2 separate regions of the Homo sapiens genome follow, and region 1 is linked to region 2. Evidence: read pairs that join two places in POLR2A ChIA-PET (ENCODE). Cell type or tissue: IMR-90. All regions are shown on one strand. Each heading gives the region's core, and the rest is flanking DNA. Links, peaks and the distances in the headings are about the cores only. Region 1 overlaps WBP1L (WW domain binding protein 1 like). Region 2 overlaps OGA (O-GlcNAcase).

The links. Peaks named below come from ENCODE experiments on the same cell type or tissue, not always from the same donor. Only the 100,000 strongest peaks of a DNase experiment are listed, where the experiment ranks them.
Region 1: POLR2A ChIA-PET joins it to region 2 with 14 read pairs; 2 of 35 experiments call an interaction of 5 or more read pairs at or near these places.

What each region holds. Positions count from the first base shown.
Region 1 is chr10:102,814,744-102,817,654 of GRCh38, reverse strand. WBP1L (WW domain binding protein 1 like) reads right to left here. Exons shown (of 4, transcript NM_001083913.2): 4 at 1,393-2,911. Among named protein-coding and RNA genes, the nearest start is that of CYP17A1-AS1, 16 kb to the left of the region's middle. RefSeq lists an enhancer at 1,702-2,235. In IMR-90, for the core only: a CTCF peak has its summit at 2,078; DNase peaks (open chromatin) are centred at 1,524 and 2,074; H3K27ac peaks cover 2,176 bases.
Region 2 is chr10:101,799,629-101,802,539 of GRCh38, reverse strand. It overlaps OGA (O-GlcNAcase), which reads left to right. Exons shown (of 16, transcript NM_012215.5): 8 at 2,140-2,298. Among named protein-coding and RNA genes, the nearest start is that of OGA, 17 kb to the left of the region's middle. In IMR-90, for the core only: no CTCF peak of the experiment used is centred there; no DNase peak of the experiment used is centred there.

The DNA of each region.
Region 1 (2,911 bases), core at 240-2,739, 1.0 Mb before region 2:
TAAGTTCTGGAGGGCAGAGGCCTCATCTTCTATGTCTTTGACATTATCCTGAGCCTCTGACACAGTGCTGGGCAGAAAGTGGGCAACTCGATACATTATACTGTGTGTTAAATTCCAAGGCCAAGCATATACCCCCATGTCTATCATATCAACAAAAAAGATCTCTCAGAGTGCTTGCTTTCTTTTAAATGCCATGTTTTGGCCGGGCACAGTGACTTACACCTGTAATCCCAGCACTTTGGGAAACCAAGCCAGTACGATCACTTGAGCCCAGCCTGGGCAACATAGTTAGACTCTATAGGATCACTTGAGCCCAGCCTGGGCAACACAGTCAGACCCTATCTCTCTCTCTCTATATATATATATATATACATACATATAGTTTTTTTCTTTTTTTTTTTTTTTTTTTTTGATACAGGGTCTCGCTCTGTTGCCCAGGCTGGAGTGCAGTGGTGTGATCTCAGCTCACTACAGCCTCCACTTCCTGGGCTCAAGCCATCCTCCCACCTCAGCCTCCCACATAGCTGGGACCACAGGCACACAGCACCACACCCAGCCAAGTTTTGTATTTTTTGTAGAGATGGTGTTTTGCCATGTTACCCAGACTGGTCTCAAACTCCTGAGCTCAAGTGATCTGCCTAGCTTGGCCTCCCAAAATGCTGGGATTACAGGCGTGAGCCACCTCGCCCAGCCCATCTCTGTTATTTAAAAAATAAAAATAAAAAAATAGCTGGGCACAGTGGCTCATGCCTATAGTCCCAGGCCAGGGTGGCTGGCCTGTTATCCCAGCACTTTGGGAGCTCAAGGCAGGCGGATCACCTGAGGTCAGGAGATTTGAGACCAGCCTGGCCAACATGGTGAAACCTCGTCTCTACTAAAAATACAAAAATGAGCCGGGCGTGGTGGTAGGCACCTGTAATCCCAGCTACTCAGGAGGCTGAGGCAGGAGAATCACTTGAACCTGGGAGGCAGAGGCTGCGTGAGACAAGATCGCGCCACTGCACTCCAGCCTGGGCGGCAGAGTGAGACTGTGTCTCAAAAAAAAGCCATGTTTTAGCAACAGGGTATCTGACAAAACTTGTCTCTGCTTTCTCGGGATCTGATTTTAGCCTGTTTGTGGGACTTTCCAAAGTATTCCAAACATCAGGAACACACCCTGACAGAGAGAGGGGAGGACTCCTCAGAACAGAGTGTGGACCCAGCAGCACTGTCCAGCTGCCCTTGGCCCTGTGGTTTCTCTTTGGCCCAGGGCCCTATCCTCAATGACTGTGTGACAACCTCTCAGTCTCTGTGTGGAGAAAAGTGCTTGTGGTTTAGGATCTTGAGGTGCAATTTCCTGAAGACTGAGGAAGAAGAAGAGGGAACAAAGTGCAGCAAGAAAGAGCAGTAGCATTTTTGGGATCAATTTTTATTTGGGCTTCTCACAGTGGTTAGAGCCACTCTGTCTTCAGAACAATCACAGCACAGGAAATGCGTCACTGAGACTGCCCAGAAAAGTCTGACCAGCTGAATCTTATTGCTTAAAATACACATATTCACAATAACTGACAAAGGGTAACGTGCCTCACACAGGAATGTGTTCGCATTTGCAAATCTTCTGACTGGCTGTAGCACCAAACCCTCCACCGACCCCGTCTCATTCACGTGGAAAGCCAGCCTCAGTCACATCTCCCTGGCCCCCTAACGATTCCTTCAGCTCCCTATTAAATCTCTCTCTGAGCAGGGCAGCATCCTGTAGCGGGGGCCAAACTGTGACCTGGGAACCAAGCCCAGCTCCGCAGGTTGCATTTCCGTCTTCTCGTGCCTTTAGGATAGGACGCTGCAGTGAGTCCCACAGTTAACACTTGCCCAGTTCCCCACTCTAACTGGGGAAAGGAACTTGAGAGGCTCAGAACTCATCCATTTGATCTGTTAACTGAAAAAGGATTCATTTTGGTAAAACTTGTTCGCCTTTGAGACACTTCAGTGAGTTATTTGGGATTCTTAAAAAATAAAAAAAGGTGGAAGGAAAGGCATCTGAGGGGCTGTGACACACTCCGGCTACCTCTGGCCACACGCCAGCTTGCTTGTGCCTGTTGGACTCACCAGAGGCAGGCAGGCCCTGCGGCTCCTCTAGAGCCTGCAAAGCCTCCTCCTGGCAATTCTGGGCAGGGCCGATGTCTGGGCCACAGCTAGTCCAAGCCTGTCATTGAAGACCCAGTCAAGCTTCTGTCTGAAATTCCACCTTCTTCTGTCCCAAGTGGTTGTGGACACCCCCGGGCGCTGGTACTGAGGACCAGCAGCAGCCGAGGGAGGCAGACAGGCTCAGAGCACGCTTCCATTTATAGGGAACAGAACGCAGGCCTCCGAGTGTCCACGGAGCAATGTGCAAATCGCAGTGATGAGTAGAGTAAAACCTCTACTTCGAGCACAGTATCTCTGGCAAACACAGGGGACTGCAGTCGACAATGCTGCGGAGTACACCCGAGTACACAGTCAGACATTTGTTCGGTAAACAGTAAATGCGTAAGATCAATGACCTTGAGAGGCCTGTCTGTGCTCCAGACGTGTGGTTCACGTGGAGAGAATGGCTGCCACTCAAAGTATCTTCACAGGAAAACAGGGCTTGAGGCACACACACAACAGACAGACACACACGGCTCACCCAAAAAGTCACTGTGTACGGACTTAACTTTGTTCAACATGGATTTTGGTTTTGTGGAATCTAAATGCAGACACTCGTTTACCTCACACCCTTGGATTTGTCTGTTTTTGGACATATATATATATATTTTGTTTGTTTCTTTCTTTCTTCCATAACATCAATGCTTCGTCTGAATATCATCATCGTTCAAGAGTTGGGGGAAGAAAGACTTCATATGCACAGGGCCGGGTGGGGAATGTTTGTTTTGGCTGTTTGCTGCCTCCATTC
Region 2 (2,911 bases), core at 315-2,814:
GCGCCACCATGCCTGGCTAATTTTGTATTTTTAGTAGAGACGGGGTTTCTCCATGTCAGGCTGGTCTTGAACTCCTGACCTCAGGTGATCCGCCCTCCTGGGCTTCCCAAAGTGCTGGGATTACAGGCGTGAGCCATCGCGCCCAGCCATTCCTACTTTTGAGAAACAGTCTAGTGTTGGGTAAGGCTTATAGGCAATTGTACTATAGTGTGATAAGTGTTGTAATAGTTTAATTTATAAAGTGCTGTGTGAACACGGGAGAGAGTGATTATTTTTGCTAAGAGATTTCACAGACTTTTAAGCTGGATCAAAGTATGAGGAGAGTTTGCTGGGCGTTAAAGGTTTGTGGGCTGGAGGTTAAAAACACTGAACACTGAAAATTTTTTTTTTTCTTTGAGACAGAGCCTCGCTCTGTTGCCCAGGCTGGAGTGCAGTGGCGCGATCTTGGCTCATTGCAACCTCTGCCTCCCTGGTTCAAGCGAGTCTCTGGCCTCAGCCTCCTGAGTAGCTGGGATTACTGGCGCACACCACCCCATCTGGCTGATTTTTATAGTTTTAGTAGAGACAGGGTTTCACCATGTTGGTCAGGCTGGTCTCGAACTCCTGACCTGGTGATCTGCCTGCCTCTGCCTCCCAGAGTTCTGGGATTACAGGCGTGAGCCACTGTGCCCAGCCTGAACACTGAACTTTTGAAGTTCCCTGAATTTTGGCCCATTTTGGCTACTGAAGTGTCATGATAGTATGTAGTAATATTAATAGTTGTCATCTGTTTCTCAATTCCATACCTCTGCTTTGAATTGTTTATTGAATTAATGTCTCCCTTTTGTTTGGCTCAGTCATTGTCATCCTCCTCCCCTCAATAAAAAACAAATTGGGAATATAATTTAAATGCTGTCAGCGTACATGGCACTTAACTCCTACATCTTTTAAGGCACAGCAAGGAACATACTAAGGGTGGCAGACACTATCCAAACCTGGGACATACGTAGGAAATATTAAGGAAAGCTAAGAATAGAGAGTTTTTAAGTACAAAATCAAAAAATTCAGACTTAATTTTCTCTACCACTATCCTGGCTCAGAGCTTTGTTGCCTTATGTGTGCTAATTTGTGGGTCTCTGTCGATTATCTCTTTTTTTTTTTTTTTTCTGAGACGGAGTCTTGCTCTTGTTGCTCAGGCTGGAGTGCAATGGCCCGATCTCAGCTCACTGCAACCTTTGACACCTGGGTTCAAGCAGTTCTCCTGCCTCAGCCTCCCGAGTAGCTGGGATTACAGGTGCCTGCCACCACGTCTGGCTAATTTTTTGTATTTTTAGTAGAGATGGGGTTTTACCATGTTGGCCAGGCTAGTCTCAAACTGCAGACCTCAGGTGATTTGCCCGCCTCAGCCTCCCAAAGTGCTGAGATTACAGGCATGAGCCACCATGCCTGGCCTCTTCTTTTTCCCTCAGCGCCTTTATTAATGAAGTTACAGTCGGTTGTAGTGGCTCACGCTTGTAATCTCAGCACTTTGGGAGGCCCAGGTGGGCAGATCACAAGGTCGAGTTCGAGACCAGTCTGGCCAACATGGTGAAACCCCATCTTCACGAATAATAGAAAAATTAGCTGGGCATGGTGGCATGCGCCTGTAGTCCCAGCTACTGGGGAGGCTCAGGTGGGAGAATTGCTTGAACCTGTGAGGCGGAGGTTGTAGTGAGCCAAGATCCTGCCACTGCACTCCAGCCTGGGTGATGGGGTGAGACTCCATCTCAAAAAAAAAAAAAAAAAAAAAGAAGTTACAAGGCCCTGAAGGCTATGCAATGTTTTCTTCATACGAAAAGCATGGTACTTTTGACCTTGACTTCCCAACAATTAGTACTCAGTAGACGGTTAAGATTGACTCTTCCACTGATACTAAAATTTATATTTCTTATTTCAATTGAGATTTTACATTTAACATTACGTTTAGGTTACTATCCTATATGAAGTGGTTTGGTGAAGGGTCTTGCTTTTATTTGAATTTTTATGTTTAAGGTTTGTTCTCATTCTGTTCTTTGTTTCTGTGGTTATACTGTGAAAACTAGTTGCATTTATTCTTCTCACTTGTCAGAAGGCTTTTGTAATCAAAACTATTTTTGTGCTTTTTTATTTTATTTTTTGCAGCTGACAGTGAAGATAGTACTGTGTCCATCCAGATAAAATTAGAAAATGAAGGCAGTGATGAAGATATTGAAACTGATGTACTCTATAGTCCACAGATGGCTCTAAAGCTAGCATTAACAGAATGGTTGCAAGAGTTTGGTGTGCCTCATCAATACAGCAGTGAGTTTGGCCATTCTTTGTTAAGGGGGTTAGATCACATAGTTGAGTCACAAAGTAAAGAACACTGTCTCCCGGGTGTGGTGGCTCACACCTGTAATCTCAGCACTTTGGGAGGCCGAGGCAGGCGGATCACCTGAGGTCAGGAGTTCGAGACCAGCCTGGCCAACATAGTGAAACCTTGTCCCTACTAAAAATACAAAGATTAGCCGGGCGTGGTGGCATGCGCCTGTCGTCCCACCTACTTGGGAGGCTGAGGCAGGACAGTCGCCTCAACCTGGGAGGCAGAGGTTGCAGTGAGCCAAGATTGAGCCACTGTACTCCAGCCTGGGTGACAGAGCGAGACTCTGTCTCAAAAAAAAGAACACTGTCATGTGCCTTACCTTATGCCCACTAAGCAAAGTGAAATTAAATGAAATTGGGGGATCTAGAGAATAAGGATTTTTAAATCTTACTTTTGGTCTTAAATATTAGCTTTTATTTTGATGGAATGCTAATTTCTCTTAAAAACATATTTTTTGAAGTAATTTAAGGGTTTTTAGACACAAATTTTCAAAAGAGAATGTAATAGTAGATGTTGGCATGTTTACCTCCCAACGCCCTTCCATTCCTGCAT